2 separate regions of the Mus musculus genome follow, and region 2 is linked to region 1. Evidence: chromatin loops called from intact Hi-C (ENCODE). Cell type or tissue: heart. All regions are shown on one strand. Links, peaks and the distances in the headings refer to the core of each region. The heading gives the core; the rest is flanking DNA.

What was found. A loop is a pair of places that touch in the nucleus more often than their neighbours do. Peaks named below come from ENCODE experiments on the same cell type or tissue, not always from the same donor. Only the 100,000 strongest peaks of a DNase experiment are listed, where the experiment ranks them.
Region 2: a loop joins it to region 1, with 1.8 times the contacts of the local background. A loop is called at or near these places in 2 of 42 quality-filtered maps.

The regions. Positions count from the first base shown.
Region 1 is chr6:47,391,842-47,403,201 of GRCm38, reverse strand. No RefSeq gene overlaps it. Among named protein-coding and RNA genes, the nearest start is that of Cul1, 57 kb to the left of the region's middle. In heart, for the core only: a CTCF peak has its summit at 7,056; no DNase peak of the experiment used is centred there.
Region 2 is chr6:47,515,051-47,525,957 of GRCm38, reverse strand. It overlaps Cul1 (cullin 1), which reads right to left. Exons shown (of 22, transcript NM_012042.4): 11 at 10,873-10,907; 12 at 9,435-9,483; 13 at 8,725-8,856; 14 at 7,676-7,793; 15 at 6,746-6,822; 16 at 6,179-6,310; 17 at 5,073-5,165; 18 at 2,833-2,880; 19 at 2,672-2,754; 20 at 2,154-2,259; 21 at 1,328-1,441; 22 at 1-404. The coding sequence ends at 324. Among named protein-coding and RNA genes, the nearest start is that of Cul1, 66 kb to the right of the region's middle. In heart, for the core only: no CTCF peak of the experiment used is centred there; no DNase peak of the experiment used is centred there.

The sequences.
Region 1 (11,360 bases), core at 5,730-8,229:
AAATCTATGGGGGGCTATGGCTAGTGACAGGGGCCTGGTACTTGGGAATAGGCAAAGCTCCTATTGTCCCATCATGGTCTCCGAGACTTCTAGCCTTAGCTCACTCAACTGGGAACCAGGCTACCTTTCATGGTCCCACAAGGCACTGTTGCAGTTGCTGCAGCCAGCTGCAATCACAGCCAGTATTGCATGAGTCTGAATTCAGTACCCACCTGGTTGTGAGAGTCTTCCTCTAGGTATGATGGACCCACCTCCTGGAATGGAAGCCTCCCATGGGTCTAGGATGCAACCTCCTCCTGCAGAGATGTGAGATCAGCTTTGGTCCTTGCACAGCATTATGGTAGTAGATCCACAGAGGCCTAGGCCCTATTTCCCAAGGCTGAGTTACCACAGACCTGGCTGTTTCTTATGCTTTTTGTGGTGTTTCACTGGATTGTCTGGTTTTCCTTTCAGGTTCCCCTCCCTGGGGAGTGGCCCTCCAAGGCCTGAGACTCATCTTGGTCATCTTCAGCCCCTTGCCTGTTTCCCTAAAGGCTGTACCTAGTCTCTTTTAGCTGGTTTATAATAAACTCTTAAGAGACTGTTATACATGCACACACATAATACATTGAGAGAGAGAGAATGAATATGAATGAGAGAGAGAACTTTTTCTAGTTCCTTTAGTAACTTAATGTCTGTTTTGGGCCCTACGTTTTACCAAATTGAAGTAAACTCACTAGGGCTCCCCATCACTTCAGGGGTCATTCTTAATTCTAGGGACTTACATTATCTAAAAGCATTAGGGGGGCATCTTTCTGGTCATGCCTATCGTGGTCAGCACTACCTGCTGGGCACTCTTACACCCTGTTCTCTCTCTATCAGCACATGCAGGCAGCTGTGGCAGTAAGCTCTTCAGTCTAACAGTGTCTATCAGGGTTGTAACTTTAATTTTTTTCAAATCCTATTTTTAATGATGGTTCTTAAATGATTTAACCTTCCTGTAACCGACCACCCACCAGAGGTAGTGGGAAAAAAAGGATTCAGGGGAAATGGACCTGTTTAGAAAGGTTCTTTGGAGCAACTCTCCTCTATGTTGTCTGGAAATCAGCAGTTCAGTTCACAGGTTAGCAGGCAGTGGCAGCTTGAGCCACTCACAAATACCTCATGGATATAGCAGCCATCCAGTTTGGTAGAGTCAGGTTAGCAACAGTGGTGACAGAACGTAGTGGAGACAGCATGAGTCTTGCTTTGTGCATCTAATTAGCCCAGGTCCTTGGAAGTAGCAAGAAACTGCAGCGCACCACCAGAAGTTTTTTTGGTACATTTGTCTCCATGGCATCCAGACAAATGCAGCTCAACTACACATTGTAAGGTGGAGCAATATGTGTGTGTTGTAGCAAGGAATCTTTCATCACGTGTCCTTTCTTGTACTTGCTTTAGCAAATGTCTTCTGGACATGGCCAAATCATGACACTGGAGAAGGCATAACAACTGTGGCTGCCTGAACATGAGCGAGCCAGCACACAGCCCAGCATGGAGGAGCAGCTCGTGAACGCTCACCCTTACCTAAGGAGCTGCTGACAGCTGAGGGACAAAGAGGCGGGTCTTTGTTTGTTTGTTTGTTTGTTTTTCTTTTTTTAGAGTGTGGCCCTGGTGGGTTGTTTCTTAGGGTAGCTCCATACTCTCGAGTATATGGACAGTTTGCATTCAGTGAGTTATAAACACCACCACCAATAAAGACTAGGAAATTGGGAGGGAGTAGGAAGATGGGTAGATTTGGGAAGGGGAAGCGCGGGAATGAATATGATCAACATATACCATGTGTATGAGTGAAATTCTCAAAGAGCTAAAAAATATTATATCAGACACACACACACACACACACACACACACATTGTTAGGCAAAGCAGACTCATGTGCCCCTCCCTAAGCTAGCTAGTCAGCTCTGGTTGTAGGATAAGGAAGGTTTTCAGGAAAAGGACTGTGGCTTGCATTGGTATAAGCAGGAGATACTTGGGGCTTTTTTCTTTTCTTCTCTTTTTTAGACAAGGATTCATGTAGGCTAGGTTGGATGTATCAGGTAACTGAGGATGACTTGAACTTCTTGTCCTCTTTGCCCCAAGCCCCAAATCATTGAGATTACAGTTGTGTGTTACCACACCTGCTTTATGCAGTGCCAGGGATTGAACTCAGGACTTTCTCCTATCCTAGACAAGCACTCTATCAATTGAGCTACAATGCCCAGCAGCTGTTGTTTGTAACTTTGGGGCTGCTCGTGAATCCTATGCTTCTATTTATACTCATGTTTGTCTTTGCTTTGAAAGCACAAACAGCTATGATCCCTGCAGGGCCCCATGCTAGCATCCAATTATTATATCTGCTTTAGGGGGTTCCAACTGTCACAGGCCTGAAAATCAGGGCAGCTCCAGTGTGTTGGCAAAGGATGCTTTTTAACCATCTGTACCTTGCATTTTAGTTTCACATAACCTTTTATATAGATTTGGAAAACTCTAGCAATTGCCATTCAGTCTTTTTCAGAATGAGAAATACTATGAATCTGGATTAAAATAGTATAGAACTGGAAACAAGGTATTGCCAGCTTTGCGCGTGTGGCCCATACCACAGCATCTCATTCAACCAACTACTTTTATTCTATTGTGCCGGCTAGTTTTATGTCAATTTGACATAAGGTTGAGTCATATAAGAGGAGGGAAACTCAGTTAAGAAACTGTCTCTACAAGATTGGGCTGTGGGCATCTTGTAGGGCATTTTCTTAACTAGTGACTAACGGGAGAGGGCTAATGGTCCTGGCTGCTATAAAAAAGCAGGCTGGGCAAGCCAAGAGGAATAAGCCAGTAAGCTTATTAACCCCTCCACAGTCTTTGCACCAGCTCCTACCTCCAGGTTCCTTCCCTGAGTTCCTGTCCTGATTCCCTTCAATGATGAACAGTTTAAGTACTGTAGTTTAAGCCAAATAAATCTCTTCCTTCCCAAGTTGCTTTTGGTCATGGTGTTTCATCACAGTAATAGTAACCCTAACGAAGACACCTTCTATGTGCAATACAATGCTGTCAGACCCAGACCTTATTGCGTGTGAATTTAGCAAGAGCAATATGTCAAATTTAGAATTGAGCAATCAGAGAGAAAGATCAACAGAATCTGATGATCAACTGTCTCCCAACTGTTATGCATTTGTGGATACACAGTTCAATGTAGAGAATAACAGGTAAACAGCTATGCTTGCAGTAATGTCGTGGAAAAACACCACCTGGAGAGCAGAGGAGAAAGTAGCTACATCTGGCATGACTTGAAGAGGACTTGTGGAGAGATACCATGCTGGGTGAATCTCTAGAGATGACTAGAGATGCTACACAGCTCTCCTTTCCCTCATGTCCTGCTGTTCCAGGAGCCAGACTGGGTGAGCATCTTAGGCATGGCAGACATTCCAGGAGTGTCTCACCCTGTATACACAGGTCTTTCTTTGCACTCAGACTGGAAAGAAACTGTCCATGTTGCACAGGCTTAGGGAGAATACAACAATACCTACTAACTTCTAAATATTTATTTCCCGCCTCATATTAAAATTTTTATTATATCTTTAAATTTTATTTATTTATATGTATGCTTGCACACATAACACTTGCATGCCCACAAGTACCATTGCCTCATGACACATGAGGAGGTCAGAGGACAACTTACTGAACTGGTTATCTCCTTCTACAACCTGGGTTCAGGAGATTGAACTATGGTCATCGGGTTGTGCCTCAAGCATCCTCATTGGACCTGGAGATGCAATATTTCCAAGTATTGCTTATAGTCAGCATTGTAATGATCCATCCTCAGAAAGTGACCACTGTTAGAGCGGAGCTGGTGAATTTTCTTCATCAGATGGTGGGGCTGTGTTTTAAATAGGGATTTTCTGTGAGCTCTGTCACTTGTTTACAATGAAGTCTGTCATCCATATAACTGCGGCTATTTAGAGTATGCATAGCCAGTTGTATGAGTATGTCAAGAAGAAACAATGCATTTTACACTTGGCTCAGAGGAAGCCATGTCCCTTAAGGTACCTTAATCTATGAAAAAAAAAGTTTCATTTGTTTTTATTCTACATGTGCAAGTGTTTTGTCTGCACACATATATCTATACTATGTGTGTGCCTGGTGCCTATGGAGTCTAGTAAAGGACGTTGAGTTCCTGGGTACTGGAGTTGTGGCTGGCTATGAGCCACTATATGGTTGCTGGGAGCTGAACCTGGGTCCTCTGAAAGAAGAGCAAATGCTCTTAACCACTGAGCAATCTCTCCAATCCCTGGTGACTTTTTTTTTTAATGACAAGAATTTAATTTAAATACTATCTATTTATATATAAAATGTTATGTTAAATGAAACATGAAATGTGTTTAAATGATTCCCTTGGACTCTTGCAAATATGAGATGCCAGGCGTGGTATCAAGGTGACTGACAGCTGTGGTTTGTGTGCTTGGAGTGTGAATCCCGAGGGTCTTTGTGTTGAGGTTTAATCCCTGTAGTAAGGTATTAAGAGGGCAGAAACTTAATGCAACTATGGTGTTTAGAGATGGGGCTTCTTGGGGGTAATTGATTAGATATGTCACCAGGGAGGAGATGCTATGATTGAATCTGGTAGCTTTGTAAGAAGAGGGAGAAAGACCATAGGACACATTTGTGGTCTTCCCATGTCTTGCCAATGAGATGTTATGTACATCTCTGCCAGAAGAAAGCCATTGCCATATGTAGCCTTATTCAACCTTCATTTTCAGAATTATGAGCTATAATGATCTTTTATTTTCTGGGATAGAGAGTTGGTTCAGTTGTTAAGAGAGCCCTTGTTGCTCTTGAGGAGGACCCAGGTTTGATTACCAGCACTCACATGTGGGCTATTTTGTAACTTCAGTTCCAGGAGATCTGATGCACTATTCTGTCTCTTTGGCTAGCAGGCAGGCATGTGATACACAGACGTTCATGAAGGCAAAACACTCATATGCATAAAAAAGTAAATCTAAAAACAACAATAACAACCAACCTAAAACACCCCCAAACAAAACAAAAAGCCCAGATAAATTTCTCTTGATAAAGTATTCTGCTTCTAGTATTTTCTTACAGTTATGGTACAGGATTAAGGCTCTGATTCATCTCAGTTTTAGCACTGAAAGCCTTGTGCTTAGGGCTCTAAACCACAAAGGAATTCTGCTGTCAAAATTCCACACTGGTCCTCTTGGGTTGCCATCTGCACACTGAATTAATCCTACACTAGCCTAAAAACTGAGTATTCAACTGGAGCAGAAGCTGATGTGTCTTGAGTGTCATTTGAAGAAATCTGTGATGCAATGAATATGACAATTGACTAAAAACGTCAACATTGAACTAATCCCAAATTGTTATGTATGAGAAAGGAGAAAATGAAGGAAGGAAACAGTACAAAAAAAAAAATGGGAGGAAGCACTTTGGAGGGCTGGACTCGCTGGCTGACATTTCTTCTGGAAAAATGCTTGTGTGTTTGTAAAAGACTTACAGTAAGGTCAGTGTGCAACCAAACCCAGCACAGAGACATGTGACCTTCTGATGTCCCACCCCTCCCTGCCCCAGATGACTCCCTACATGCCCTTTAAGGGGCTATTCTAGTTACATATTCTCCTGTATAGCATTTTAATCTTTCTATATGCCATGCCCTTTAGTGACTTTTTCTTAAATGACTTTTAATGAAAAATTTCAATCATACATAAAAGTTGAGAGAATATTACAGAGAACACTGATGTGCTCACCGCCTAGACTGGATAGGGAGGAGTTTCCAATCCTTGTTTAATTCCGTATCATTTGTCTCTCTGTCTTCTATATTTATATTTTGTATACCTACTGAAGCAAATTGCTTAGGCTCTAAACACTGGAGCCCCGCCCCCCCGGGTTAAAATTTAGAGACAATAAAATGTAAGTGATCTTAACTATATTTTTCCAACTAATTCTAACAGAAACCCCATGCCTGTGACTCGAGTTCTCATCAAGTCCTTGAATGTCACCACACTCTCAAAAGGCCCTCATGCCTCCCAACTTTTAAATACTATGCAGAAAGTTTTTCTGGACATAATTGTCTGTGTCTTCTGTGGGTGAGTTTCCATTTCTCTGGGGTGAATGAGGAGAATCAAAGAGGCTTTGTAAGCAGAGGCTCATAGGATGGTGGCATCACCACAGCTCACATAGTCTTCCCCCTCCTGTGTCTTGTTATTTTCTCCCTTTTTCTCCGTTTTCTTCCCTCCCTTGTCTTTCTTTTGTGAGCTATTTATGTCTGTTCTCTTCTGGCAGGGCATGAGGTTTTCTTAGCATTGTCTCACTCTCCAACACTCCTTGTGAGAGGCAGAATGAGAAGTCCTTGGTTCTGGGATGACATTCCAGATGTGAGGCAAGCTACTGTGTTCCTCAGTCATGGCACCGGCACCCAGTGGGTTGGAAGACATCCCTCCGGAGTTCCCTTTTTGTTCTATTATTCTGTGACATTCTGTGACCCATGCCCTTCTTTGAGAAGACACAAATCTGCCAGGAAACTAAGAGACGAGGAGGGCAGGAGATGGTGACCTTAGGATGGAAACGGAGAGGGCAAAACAGAAAGAGAAATGAACAAATGAACTTCTGTCCAGTTGTTTGGCCAGCCACACAGTGCTGGCATCTTCCTAGAGTGGGCCAGTTCCACCATGGCTCTGGTTCTCTCCTCATGGTCTCATGATCAGACTTCCCACATGGCCTAGGCTTATCCCCTGCTGCTGATAACATTTACAGTGTGAAATCACTCCATATTATTTTCGGTCTCCACTTTATGTGTGTGCAATGCTTCTCACGTCTTTTAAGATAAGAAGAAGAAATCTCAAGAGGCCTCTTGTTGCTCAAGGATGTCTATGCTTTTAATAAGGACTTTATGGATACCACCTTCTCTTTCCAATGGGATCCAGAAGGAGAGTAATGATAAGAGCGTTAGGTCCAAGAAGTGAGAACACATCTGAGCCAACACCATTCAAAATGTTGTCCAGAACCAAAACTTAAAAGCCAACCAGAACCTGGTCCCATAGCGCCCCCTGGCATACCTAATTGCAACTGTACCATTTATCTTGCCATCTCTAACGTGTTTTGATGTATTCACAATGCACTCATATTTCACAACGAATTAATTGTAGTTCAAAAGGAGCAGAGTTAGGCTTTCCACTCAGGATCTAAGCAATCATATAAGTGATTATTTTGTGTCTCTACTATACCAATTATGCTTATTGGATTCTAGCTAATTAAGTTATTTAACTCAAAGATAAGGGAATTGTAACAGACTCCAAAGATGGTTTGGGCTCTAGCTTTTAAATGACTGCCTCTCTGAGGTTGGAGTGTTTAGTTCCCTATGCTATGTGAGTAGATTGGCTCTCTTGAGTTGAATAAGCTGTTAAGCCATTCTGAGACTGTCAGCTCTAATTAGACTCTGGAGTGTGAGTTGCTGTGACTTTAAGACCACGAGGCATGCACCTGTGGAAGCTGAGCCACACAGATGCTTTGAAGAGAGACCCTGCCACAGCTGGATGGTATGCACCTCTTAAATCTGTCATCCAAAACTCCTCTGCCATTGAGGGAGGGAAGACCCTACACTACATTTAATGTTTAACTCCTTAGAAGAAAGGCTTTGGTAGACACAGCAAGAAAGCAGATCCCAAACTTGCCAGCTGCAGCAATGGTGAGATTCAAGACTCAATAATTTAGATCAAAGTCAAACCTGTAAATCTTGTGAGGAGAGAAAGGGGAAGCTAGGCAAATGTCTTGGGTTGAGACCAAGATGGAGTGAGTTGTGGAAGTGGATTAAAAAGTTAACAAGTGACTAAAGAGATGGCTCAGCCATTAAGAGCACTCACTGATCTTCCAGAGGACAGGGGCTGAGACTCAGTTTGCATATGGCAGCATACAATAGTCTGTAACTCCAGTTTCTGGTTGATCCAATGCCCTCTACTAGTTGTTCAGGGCACTGAACATATGTGGCGGTGTGAAAATATTCACGCAAGCAAAACAGCTACACCTATAATTTTTTAATCTCAAAAATAAAATAAAATAAAATAAAATGGAAAAGCTAACAGCAACTACCCATGTGGGGTTTCCATTCAAGCCTGTGTGTATAGTAACCACTCCTCCCAACAAACCCACTCATGTTAGTGTCCTCACCTCCTTGACAATTTTGAGAAGTCCATTCAGAAATATAGTTGAAAGGGGGCTCTTTTAGTTTATTGAAATGATAGGCTCTTAGGTTTTAAAGATGGTAGTTTCCTCTGACTGGCAGCAATTTCCATAGAGGAGTAGGAGTGGAAGCCCTCTGCCTTTTCAGTAGCTGGAGGCAGCTATATTCGTCCTGAATGCCACAGTATCTGCTATAGTCTGTTCTTTGAGCTGCTCAACTCCAACTAGTTCTCCGAGGAAGTTTGCAGGATTCGGGTTGGTGGTATTTGTAACTGATCTTAAGGTTACTTCTGGGAGTCTCCTTCCTTCTGTACTATTCATGCTGGATTTCTTCCCCTTGGTTAGCATTCCTGTTGACCTGTGAGGCTTCACTAATTCAGTAATTTGATTCCCCACTCACCTGAAAAATACAAGCTTCTAGATACTTTGATCTTAGTCCATGTCCATTCATTTAGAAAATGGCATGGGAGTATTGGGGTATACTAGTGTGTTTTCTGACTGCCAGACATAGGCCACATATATTTAGCACCAGACCTACCTACTTACTTCCTACTGATAGTTAAAGACAGTTTTCCCTTACAATGAAGTTCACTGCTTTCCTTATCTGCTGGTCTCTTAGTGAGAGTCACTGGAGGCAGCTATGGCGTAGAGCTTCAGGGAGACCCTCTAGCTGTGTCTTTAGCTAGAAGGTGCTTCCACCTCTGAAATAGGAACTGTACATTGATATTTGTGGAGAAGGAAGCACACACTTCCCTGCTGTGTGACTGGAGGTGACAGCAAGTAGATTACTCCTATTTCCATCCCTTCAACCCTAGAACCATGAATTCCATCTAATGAGAATACAGTGATACAATGGCTTATGTTTGGAGTATTTTACTGCATAGATGATGATTCCCCATGGTGAGGCCCATGGAGATCTCAGCCACACCCTTAACAGACTTCTATTGCTCCTCAAGGAAACAGCTTTGTTTGTTTGTTTTTTGTTTTTGTTTTTTGTTTTTTTTTCGAGACAGGGTTTCTCTGTATAGCCCTGGCTGTCCTGGAACTCACTTTGTAGACCAGGCTGGCCTCGAATTCAGAAATTCACCTGCCTCTGCCTCCCGAGTGCTGGGATTAAAGGCGTGTGCCACCACACCCAGCTTGGAAACAGCTTTTTGACAAGATGGCATGCAACCACTGATACAGCATCTTTGCTATGAAGTGCATCCTTTGGTTCTGCTTTGTGGTCCAAAACTGTACTTTGGTAGGTAAAACCCCTTAGATTTGTGTATAAGAATGCTTCCTAGAGACACTGAGGGAACTGAGCAGGTGCATTCATTTGTCATTCTAACTATGCATGCCATGGGGCCAGATCGTCAAGACCCTGCTACTGTGACTTCTTCACCATGATGGACTGTACCTTGAACTGTCAGCTAAAATAAACCTTAACTTGCTTTTCTCAGGGTATTTTATCATGACAACATGAAAGGACACTAAGACAGAGACTGCTATCAGAGGGGAGGTTGTTCCTGAAATTATCATGTTGTGCTTAGGCCTTAGGAACTGGTTTGTCAGAGTAAAGAAGCTTGGTATGTGGCTCAGTGGTGTGAGAGTCTAGATTCAATCTCAGTACCTCCACAAGTGATTAAAAAGCTCCCCCAACTACTTTGATGTAAAGCATATATGTGTGAACTCTTTAGAGCCGTGTTTTGAAGGCACCTAGTGGTAAATCAGTCGTTTGTGCCTTAGTATTGTTTTAGAACCATACTATTGCTTTTACTCTTTGCAGGTGGGGATATTCAGGGCCTTGGTTCTTGGCCTAGATTTCAACTCCTTTGAAGGTTTTCCACCATTGTATTTTTATACATTATGGGTTTGCTATCCGGTGTCCATATCACAGTGAACCAGAATTACTTCTCTTTTTCCTTGTGAATTCTGTAAGAACATAGCCTGTATTTAATTAACTCTTGTAACTTTTAAATTTTATTTTATGTGAATGGGTGTTTTGCCTTCATGTGTGCCATGTGAGTGCCTGGTGCCTATGGAAGACAGAAGAGGGCATTGGATTCCTTGGAACTAGAGTTGCAGATGGTTTTAAGTCACCTTGTGGATGCTGGAAACTGAACCAGGGTCCTCTGCAAGAGCAGCCAATATTCTTTGTTTTTTTTTTTTTTGTTTGTTTGTTTTTTGTTTTTTCGAGACAGGGTTTCTCTGTATAGCCCTGGCTGTCCTGGAGCTCACTTTGTAGACCAGGCTGGCCTCGAACTCAGAAATCCACCTGCCTCTGCTTCCCGAGTGCTGGAATTAAAGGCGTGCGCCACCATGCCCGGCTAAGAGCAGCCAATATTCTTAACTGGCGAGCCAACTCTACAGACCCACTTTGTTTAGCTTATGTGGTTATAATCACATGGAATTTGCTTGTAAACAACAGTGATGGCATTCTTTAGCAAGTGTATTTCTTGCTGCTCTTTCTCTTGGAGAGTGTAGTTATAGTATCTATTGGTGCATGACTGGGTTTCTATCTTGTATTAGCTGCTCTTGGTCGCTTTGCTAATATTTTCAAATTCCTATTTCTTTAAATTAATAGGTACCTGTTGCAGAAGAGGTCCTGAGTGTTGCAGAATGTCTGTGTGGATATAGCCACACCTACTTCATATGCTTCTTAGCTACTCTATTAGTCAGGGTTCTCTAGAGAAACAACTTAATAGAATGAATCTCTCTCTCTCTCTCTCTCTCTCTCTCTCTCTCTCTCTCTATGTATGTATATATATATATGAATGAAAGGCTTACAAGGCTATGATCCAGTAAACCCAGCAATGGCTGCCTGTGAACAGAAAATCCAAGAATCCAGAAGTTTTTCAACCACAAAACCCTCAGCTGGTTCATGCTAGATTCCCAAAGAAATAGGCTCTAATGCCAGTGAAGGAATGCACTTGCTAGCAAGGCCAGAGCAAGCAGGCAAAGAGCAAATGTTCCATCTCCCATGTCCTTATATAATCTTCCAGCAGAAAATGTGGCTCAGATTAAAGGTGTGTCTTCCTGTCTCCAGATCCTGGGCAAGAGTGTGTCTTCCTACCTCAGAGGTCTGGGCTAGAAGTATATTTACCCACTTCAAAGAAGGCAAAACAATCCCTCACAGGTGTGCCCCATTAATTCCAGATGTCATCAAGATGACAACCAAGAATAGCTAACTTG
Region 2 (10,907 bases), core at 1-2,500, 130 kb before region 1:
GTGCTGCCTCAGACGACAGCTGTTAACCAGGGAGCCAATGTATTGATTTAAGTGCGGTAGCATGCAGCCTCAGCATGGAAGGTTCGGTTCCCCTCTGTCTGTGAGTTAGGGTAAATGGCATTGGCGTCTGTTTACAGACTGAAATGTGTCAGTCAGTCCTGAGCAGTCCTGCTGTAGCCTGAAACCAGCTGGTGGGAACTGTGGTCTCAGCTTTAAAAATGAAGGTCCAAATGGCGGCAGGCTGGCTGCTATGAACTTGAGTTGTTTCCATTTTATTCACTGGAACTATCTGCTTGTGGGTCATGCAGACCCTGCTAGATGGGTTAAGCCAAGTAACTGTAGGTGTCCTTCTCACCATCGACTCGCTCCAAATATTCTTTTTCGATGAGAATATCAATGCATTTCTGGGCATTGTTTTAGGAAGAAGAGGGAGTTAAAGGGGGAGAGAAATGAAAATAACCATCAGGAAAGAGGTCTGTCACCCTCACCACAGTTACCCTCCACTGAGCTCAGCAGGAAGCAAATTCAACCTGTCTATTGTCCTGAACCCACCTGAACCTTCAGCAACACCTGTGGGTGACTGCACCCCCACCCACTCCAAACTGCCCTGTGCATTAAGAAGGCAAGGGCTCTAGCACATCTAGGCCACAATCTCCCTTTTTAACAAAGCCTGGCTGCTTCTGGGCAGGACTCTGCTGTCACAGGTCAGGAGCACAGGATGGGTGAGTCAGAACTTGAAGAACATGCTAGCATGGTGCTAATAGCTCCTGACCACTGAGGACTCACCATGCATCGCCATCCCTGGGTTCTCCAATGGCTGTGGCTTACCCAAGTCGTTTCAGAAAAGGAAAGGTCTGCTGAGTTATTGCCATCAGAAAACTTGGCAAATGAGATCATTAGTCCCCTAGATACAGGGGAGTATGTTCCTGCTCGGAAGCAGAAATGGACAAGTATTTCCCAACAATGCAGCCCCAATGAGTCCCCTCATACTGCCAGGTGGGTTCTCAATAGAGAACACTGTACACCACTTCCCACCAGGCAAAATCAGCCAAGGCTGCAGGACAGCTAGCTCATTGCCAGAGAAACATAGGATAGGGGAGGAACATGTGACTTCTTGGATGCCTGTGACGTACTCCTCATCAGAATATCAATTATAAAAGTATATTTATGACACATATGCCTCTTATATTTACTTCAAGAATGAAGTTAGCTGACTTTCCTTTGTTGAAGTTTTTTGTATGAATGAGTAAGCCAGTTCCCATTTTCATGAAACAGCCATTAATCCTTCTGCTACAAGTTTCCTAACCATGCTCTGTAATTCCTGTACCTTGATCACCGGGACCCGAGGTTTGAACCTGGAGGAGAGCTGAGTGAGGACTTCACCAAGTAACTGCTGGTGTTTCAGGACCTTCCTCATTTTCATGATTCTCACGATGGCCGCCTATGCAATCAACAAGAAAAACACATGCTTAGAGGTTTAACAGCTGAGCATGAAAGTTCAAGGCAGCCTGTACCACCTCATACTCAACTTCCATGCTAGGGTAACAACTATCCTACAGGTCAGGGAGGGTACAAGCAATCAGCTCTATCCATCAGCTTTATCCATTAAAATGTTTTGTCTAAGGGGCTAGATTGATGGTGCAGTGGTTTAAGAGCACTGAGGTCTTCCAGAGGACCTGGTTTCAGTTCCCAGGACCTATGGAGTAGCTCACAACCAAAGAGATGCAGCATCCTTTCCTGGCCTCTGGGGACACCAGTAGCATACATGAACCCTATCTATATGTGACTACATATAGACAAAACATGCATATACACTAAATGTAAATCTTAAATATTTTGGAGGGGCTAATTTTGGCCAACTATAAAGCACTAAAGAATAAAGAAAAAATGGATCTCTAAAGGAATAGAAGGTCCCCTTCCCCCCAATCTCCTGTTTCTTTAATCTGCCACATATTACCTGCTTCCCAATACTTAGGCAAGAAGATTAGACTACTTTTGTTTGGAACATAAAATACTTCATCCCTCAGACACCAAGTGCTGGCTTCAGGCATTGTCATCTTTGGCCATCACCGAACTGTCATTCTGGCAGCGTTTGAGCACATACAAGGCCAGCACGTTTCCCTAAGTGTACAGTGCAGACATGGTTCAGTCACCTGAATCAGTAGTTTGCGGTCTTCCTCTATATTTTTGTGTGTAGTTTCTTGTTCCTGCTTCTGTTCAGTTTTCATTGGTACATTGATATTAACCCTCAATTTCTTACTGTCAAGATAACAGAGGAAACAGGTCATTGAAAAGTCTGCTTCCTGTCTTTCAACTACACGTTTTGCATCCCTGGACTGGGCAGGTGGTTCACACCCATCTCTTCTATATCATTTCTCATCATTTCTACTGCTACCTGCGAACTGCCCCTCCACCAATGCTATGTAATTTTACCACAGAGGGATGACTGAAGTGACACTTGACCCCTCAATTTAGTGAATTGTAATAACACCAAAATAACTTGATATAAAGGTCTAAACATGCCATATGAGCCACTCAAGACTTATTTTCAAGATAAAGAAAATCAAACTCAGCATTAAAAGCAGAGTCCAGTTCCCCTGGCTCGTGCCGATCCTGAAGTAGGCCAGTGCCAGGGGATAAGACCAGCAGCTACATGTTAGATTTTTCTTACTTTTTATAACCAAGATATAACTTTATTAAGGTGTCTGGCTTCAATTCCACCTCATCAACATTGGCATTTTCATCTTCTAAGACCTAGAAGAAAATAACTGTTACTAGGCACATCCTAGGGAAAGGGTGTCTTCTAGCTCAACACAAAGTATACAAACATACCAGCAATTTCGACTTCAGTAAAATCTGTAGGACTTGTGCCAAAATGTCCTGCAATCAGAGAAAGATGGTAAGCAAGGAGGAAGAATACTTCTTTACAGTGCCTGTCCCAGAGGCCCAGCCTCACAGAAATGGTCATCACCTCAAAGCAGAACTAGTCAGAGAAAGTGACATGGCTTGTTCTTTATGGCCTGAAGCACCCACTATTCAAAGGCAATAATAATGCAGTTTCCCACAAACACTGGACACAATATATGGCCTGCTTCTTCAATGAAACCTACAGGAAATGATTCACTTCTTCGATGTCTGAAGGTTCATAAGACATTTATGTGGTGCTGTGGATCAAACCCAAGGCTTTGTGTGCCAGGCAAGTGTTCTACCAGTAAACTACACCCCTGAACATGCGAACGAAGCAGTAAGGAGCTTCAGCAGAACCAAAGTTGCACTGCATTCATGAACATGCTGAGACTTGGAGGCAGCTGACTTGCTGCCAACTTGGCTTTAGTTGGCAATTCAGTGCATCATATGACCTCTGTAGTTATTAGCTGCTCTGGTGATTTCCAGAACCATCAAGCCTCATGGCATGGGGACTTAACTTTCTCACCTGCACTCTTAACCAAGGCTCCCATGCTGTCAGAGAAGTGACAGCTATGCACTGGGGTCTGGAGGAGGGCAGCTAAAGACCCATAAGGTAATTCTAGTAATACAAAGAAGTAGAAAGATTGGTGTGGCATCGAGGAGAAGGCCAAGCAGAGACTAGAGAGGCAGACCTGTCAACCCTTCCAACCAGCCAGCAAAAAAAAAAAAAAAAAAGTAGGTTTCATTGAAATTTAAAAAAAAAAAATGCATGTACAGCAGTGTACCCATCAGTAAGTACACATGTCAACTAAAAAATTAAATGGGGGCAGGGACCACTTCTTAACTGGTGGAGTACTTGGCTAGCATGCCCAAGGCCCTGGATTCAATCTCCTGCACTGCATAAAAACGGGTGTGGAGCATGCCAGTAATCTATCACAGATACACAGATGTATGTACAAAGACAGGACAGTAAGTTAGTTTAAGGCATTCTCTACCTACTCAGTGAATCTGAGGTCATCCTAGAGTACAGGTGACTATTTCAACAACAGCAACAGAAAATCCCAACCAAACAAAAAATAAAGTGAATGAGGAAAGTTAAAAAATCTTTTATCTGCTTCCCAGCACTCACGTGAAAGCTCAGCCTTGTCTGGAGTGCTATGGGGAATAAATGAGTGAATCCCCAAGTCTTACTGCTGTGCAGCCTAGCTGAATGGATAAGCTCCAGATTCACTGACAGACGCTGCTTCAAAGAAAGAATGACATGTGCACCACAGTGACATCTACTTCTAGTCTCCAACACGTGAATACAAACAAGTACATATATCTACACACACACACACACACACACACACACACACACACACACACACACACACAGAGATAGAGACAGAGACAGACAGTGACTGACTGGGTTTAAAACAGCATTTCAAGGGACAGTGGTGGTAGCACACACCATTAAGCCTAGCACATGGGAGGTAGAGTCAGGCAGATCTCTCTGAGTTCATAGCCAGCATGGATTACAAAGAGAGTTCCTGGATAGCCAGGGCTACACAGAGAAACCCTTAAAAAAAATAGAGCATCTCACACTGTCCTTATAATGCTGACAAAAGAGAGCATTTCTTAACACCCTTATGAAACTGGCATAAAGGTTTATAAGGACACAGCTGGAACTGGCCACCACCATCACAGGTGCTGGCCACCATGCCTGCCTGAGAACCCATGTTTTCTCCAAAACAATTTGCTTAAATACTATAAAGTTATAAAGTCGTGATAGTGGCACATGGAGCTTTACACCCTAGACCTTAGTACCACCAGTACCAGGAATGTGCTGGATGCTCCTCACACAAGTTTGAGACTAGTCAGGTTAACTTTTGGCTCAAGTGAACCTTGCCCATTATATAAACTTCTCTGACTCAACCATGAGAACTCAGTGGTCCTGTTGGCATCCAAGGTGTCAGACACCCCAGTGAAATGCTCTCTGTGGATCTATCTGGCCTGGTCTTCTGGTGCCTTGGTCAGAGTTTACTGCTTTTACTTTTTTCTCCATGCTGCTAACATCTAGTAAGCCAAAGAAACCCATGTCCTCTCCCCCTTTCCACAACATCCCAATGAACAAAGAAGAGGCAGCTTGAGAGTATAGCGTGAGTACCAAACAGTGGAAATACCATTTTAATCTGAGTGCTGTCAGTCAACTGCTGCACAGTATAGGCGTCTTCTGTGTTATACTGAAGCAGGATTGCCATCTGAAATGTGGACGCCTTCGTGGTCCAGAGGAAAGAAAGAGGAAATGTGAAAACATGGGAAAGGTACAACCTGCTTTCATGAAAAGCATTCTTCAGAGGCAAAAAAGGAGAGGGAATACAAAATGTCACAACCAGGGGAATGGACATTTTTCTTAAAGATACCTTTCAAACACTGAAAAGACTCATTTTTCTCCTGAAATGTACCCTATATAAGCATAAATATATGAGCATACCTATAATATAAACATACACCAGGTATAGAGACATTAATTATAAGTTTAATTTTTATGCATAGTAGAACAAAAATTATTTTGGGGATGCATACCATTTATACATTATGTGTATGTTTAAGTTGCCAGAGACCTCCACACCAGGTATAATGGTTACTTAATTAACTTATCAATGTGGAAGTACAAAGGTTAAACTAGTGAGTAGTTTTCGTCACATACTCTACAGTTTAATTACCATTACCAGCTCACTACTGAGACCTTTTCAAGGAATGAAGTAAGTTTTACTTGTGAAACACACTGAGTACAGAAGTGAGAGTAGAAGGAACCTAGACTTTGAACCACAGTTAACTGGACCCCAGCTTTTGTAGAAATGCAATCAGCCCATAGCTGTTATTACTAGGCACTGCACACTGCTAGACGTGCTAGGGAGTCTTATCACTGTGAGGCTGCAGAGAGCTCTGACTGGAACTAGAGAGTGAAATGTCATCTTTTAAATTTGTCACCCCAGCATGTCATGCAAACCTACCAAACCTATCAAAGATCACTTCTATGGTGTAAGCAAACACTGCTAACTCAGTGGAGGAGAAACCTGAGGCTCAGAGTAAGGAAGTGACTTGCATCTATAGTCAGAGAAAATGAGTTCAGCTCACCTGCCCATGACAAGCATGCTTTACTCCCTACATGGCTTTGTCAGAGAATGAACTGCATCCCACTGCATGAGCTATCTAATTGGGTTTCTATAAGTTGTCTTATCATCAATTAGTACTCAAATATTTTACCCAAATAAAAAGATTTTACCTGCAAAGTGTATCTGTTTTTGAAGCAGTTAGTGACTAGTTCCCCTTTGGACAGTTGATACAACCATGTCAATTTTCTGCCACTGTGACGGCTGGCGTAGAAAGCTGTAAATCGCTGATAACTGCGCTCCAACTAGATGAAAGAACAGCACTATGCGGCATCCATGGCTTTCCATTCTACAGTCAGCATTTCTAAATAAAAGTCCCTGCCCCAAGTTCTGAGAACAAAATCAGTGCTTACAGAGAAGTGAACTACAAATGCCGGGGACCGTCTCGTGAACACTTTAAGACTGCAGAGTGAGTACCAAAGCAGGTTTCTACCTCATGCCCAGTAGGTACATCAAGAGTTTACCATGTAACCAGTGAGACTCTGCTTGTCGGGAATAAGTCAACACTGTTTGCTGCAACAGAGAGCCTTTCGCTATTTAACACAGGCCCATTTCACATTCCCCACAAACAGTGCACTGACTGCTTACACAGCACTTCGGTCAGCACACTAAGGTCAGGCAGCCCTTTTCCCTCTTGCCAGCTGAAAGAGACCAAGAAACAAAACCAAAACTATCCTTACCTCTGACGGCAAGGCAAACGTGCAAGACTGCTGAAAGGGCCACGATCCAGAACTCAGGACCTGAATACTGAAGTCCACTGTGGGAAGGAACACATTTAATTACTCTACAAATTTTAAAATTCTATTGTTACACACACACACACACACACACACACACACACACAAGAAATAGTCAAAAGATTTAAAAATTCATTACAAGTCTAGTAGGCTACACATACACAGTGAGATGTCCTAGATCAAAACTTCAAACCAAAGGTTGAAGAACCTAGCAACTGTTGTCCTCCAGGGCAATGGTTTTCCACTTTACTGTCAATATAGAGTTTCTAAGCTGATCTGCCTTGATCAATTTTATTTTTTCCCCTTCTGGATATGAAGTTCAGCATGCACAAGCAATGGATGGTGACCAGGAATGATTGATTTAACAGACCCAAATACAAGAAAATGGAAAGCACAAGAGCAAAGCACTACCTCCACCACAACTTGTGTACCATGTACTACTGTCAAGACCGACAGTAGAGACTTCTGGAACCTATTAATTAGGACACTTTCATTTTCACAGATAACGTAGATGTCCATTAGCAATACAAGCTTAATGATGACAGCAATTTTGATTTGGGAAGAATAAAATTCTCCAACTTTCTTCAAAAACAAGTAAGAGAGAGAAGAAAGAAATGTATTCAAACTCAGGTTCAAAGGCACAACAAGCCCATGGATCAGCACAGAGCGAGGCAGACCTGACTGGTCTCACTCAGCAAAGCTGCCACCATCCCATCTGGGTGTCAGGAGGAGGAGAGAGCACTTGGAAGGAAACGCCTGCTTCTAAGTCTTGGAAACTCTGACCCCATTTACCACCCTCACTCCGTATTATGTCACTTCTCTCATCTGCTACCAAGAGCCCAAAGAGCCCTGCTATGAGCACTCAGTACTCACAGTCCAGCGGTTCTGAATTCGTCAGGTGTTTTTTGAACTGTTCATTCAGATCTTTGCTTACACCAATGTCTTGAAACATTCGCTGAAGTTTGGAAGTGTACTCAAAACCACAAGCTTGCTGAAATAAACCCAGGCAACTGTCTCATTAATTTGTATAGAAACATGAATGTATGCAATGCATATAAGGGATTTTTAGAGAAATCACAATACAATATATTTTTTCTTAAGTTCTTTGAAGCTATTACTAAGATTTAGTCATATCTTATGGCATAAATATATACAGATTAAAGTTTTATGTTCTAAAAGACCATTAAAAGTTGGACAATTGGGTCTTCAATATGCAGTAAACATATTGCAGCATTTAAAGCTGCAATTTAAAGAGATTACGATAGGAAATAATTTAGAAACAGGTGGAATGTTGCACATCTGAAAGCACCGTACTCAGCAGGAAGAGGCTAGCCTGGGCTGTCAATGACCCTCAAGCCAAACCCTTCCAATAGCCCAAATAATCTGCTAGTCCCTTATTCTACCACTAAACTGTCTTTTTTTAGAATGTGCCTGCTGAAGTTTAAACCTCTGGTGTGGAGGTATCTGAAGATGAGTCCTTGTGCGTTCATGAGTGTAGGGTGCCTCTTTAAGAGGATGTTACCCTGTGAGTAATGGGCCAAACAGTGGTTGACTGAGAGCCAGGAGAGCCTGCTTCAAAAACAAGATCTAGATTTTTAAGACTTCTGAGTCCCCAGAATGGAGAGTTCATTTCTTTGCCTAAGTTTCCTGGCCCATGGTATTTTGTTTTGGCAGTCTGAGCTAAGAAAACCACTAAGCATTCACACAGAGCCAACAAGGCTGGATGTGTGGGAAGCAGGTGAGGATGTGGCAAAGGTGAGCAGAGCCTGGCCAAGGAAGGGCTACATGGAACAGAAGAACCCTAAACAGGGTGGCAGAGGAAGGAAAGCACCGGAGGCCTGGCTGGAAAGCAGGTCTCACACTGCACGAACCAAGTCAATAAACCCTGAGGAAATTGGGATTCTCCAGGAAAAGAATAGTACCTTTAACTTGGAGATCATGCTTGCTTCAGCATCGTCACTCGCACTGTTTTGATGTACCAGTCTCTTGGCAAGCATCTTTGCATAGAACTTCTGAAATACATCTTTGTCCTCGATGTACTTGAAGACCACCATCTGGCAAAGCCAGGGAAAGAACACCTTAGTGAAACTAACTCACAAGCCCATTTGTCTCTAGCTACCTCCAGGAGCTGCTTGGTTTTGGGTGGGCCTATGTTCTAACCTGGCACAAACTCACCCTGAAATGTTCACAATAAATAGCGCCATCCATTCCTTAAATCCCAGTTGACTGGACTAGACTTAGTAGCAAGAAGCAAAGTACTAAGGCTGGAGAAATGGCTCAGAGGATTAGGGTACTTGCTGTTCTTGCAGAGGACCTGAGTTCCATTCCTAGCACATGGTGGCTCACAACCATCTCTAGTTCCAGGAGATAGAACACCCTTCTGACTTCCTCAGGCACAAGCACACATGTAGTACATATACATACATGTACACAGGCAAAACACTCATATGCATACAATAAAATAATCTTTGAAAATTTAAAACAAAAAAGAAGCGAAGTACCAACATTAAAAGTAAAATTTAGGAGTAAAACCATAAATTCGAAATCAAAATACTTATGACTTTGCATATTTCAGGCCCAATATAAAAAGAGCCTTACAAAGGGCAATGGGTGTGGCCATGAAACACCTTACCACTTGATTGAGGGTGTCTTCTAGTTCTGCCTCTTCTGGGTTCTTGGAACTGAAATTTAAAAGGGCAAGGTGTTTACAAACAAGCAAGCAGACATGCACACATACCACTCTGCCAAACTAGCAGTATCCCACGTGGCTTCAAGTATTTAATAATGAGTTCTCAGATCAGCTGGTGAGCTAGGGGAGGTCACTTTCCTCTCCTAAGGCAATCTGGCAGCCTCACATTGTACCCCATCATGGAAGAGATTACAAAATAGCCACTAGGATATCTAAGATGAAAACTGACAGAAGTTAATTATAATATTATGAAGTTTCCCTTCAAGACAACCCATTTAAATATCAGTAAGTGAGCTGCATTCTTACAATTGCTCCCTACAATCTGAGATAGCAAGTGACCTTACCCAATGTTTCCCCACCACGTACAAAGCAGGTAACACAATTCTCCCAATAGTGAGCTGTTTCGGTTTTGCTACTGATCTACGCCCACAGTCTGAAGATGCTGCATGGCCTACCTTTTGTACAATTATTTTCCAGCTCACTGATGATGACTTGTTAACTTAAAAAATAAAAAGGGTTTATGTGTATGTGTGTATGCCTGCTTGTCTGTATGAGCACCACATATACACACAGGAACCTATGCAGGCCAATAGAAGGCATCAGATTCCCTGGAACTGGAATTACAGATGTTTGTGAGCTGCCCAATTGGATACTAGGAAGTAAACCCAGGTCCTCTACAGGAACAGCAAGTGTCTTTAACAGCTGATCCATTGCTCAGGCTCTGAGAGTTAAACTGTCATTGTTTACATTGTGGGTATTTTCTTAGCCTTAGAGAGCTTTATAAAATATATTGACATCAGAATCAGTAAAATTTGGGGACCTATGCCCCCTTCATAGCATTTGGTGATGTGGTTTGTGGGACAGAGGCAAACCTTGAACATTGCAGGAATGAAACTGTGACGGGGAGAGAAGCTAAGGGAACATAACGAAGAGGAGGCAGCCAAGCCTAATTATACAGCTTGCTTCTAGCTCTGAATACAGCTAAGAAGATTAGGAAAATGTCAGGTGAGTAGATGGTGACTTGAAAATGAAGTGTATGTAGCACCAACAAATGACCAAATAAGAACAAAACTTTAAAATAGTCACATGGCTGAATTTGGTGGTGTGCTCTATATACCCAGTATGTGGAAAGCTGTGGGTAGGAGGACTGCTGGGAGTTTTGAGGCTAGCCTGAGCTACACAACAGCTCTGTCAAATGTAGACCAACACATAATCCATATTGTAGTATTCAGTTTTCTCCGACTGTTCAGAAAGCCAGTGGGAGTTGATGCAGGTTTCAACAATGTAGTGCAATACAAGTAAATGTAATGCAACTACTGACCCCTTGTATTAAACTCAAGTTTAAATAGGGTCCTAGGAAAATATAATACCAGGTCAGTACCTTTTCTTCAGCAAGGAGTCACAGTACCGAGCAAG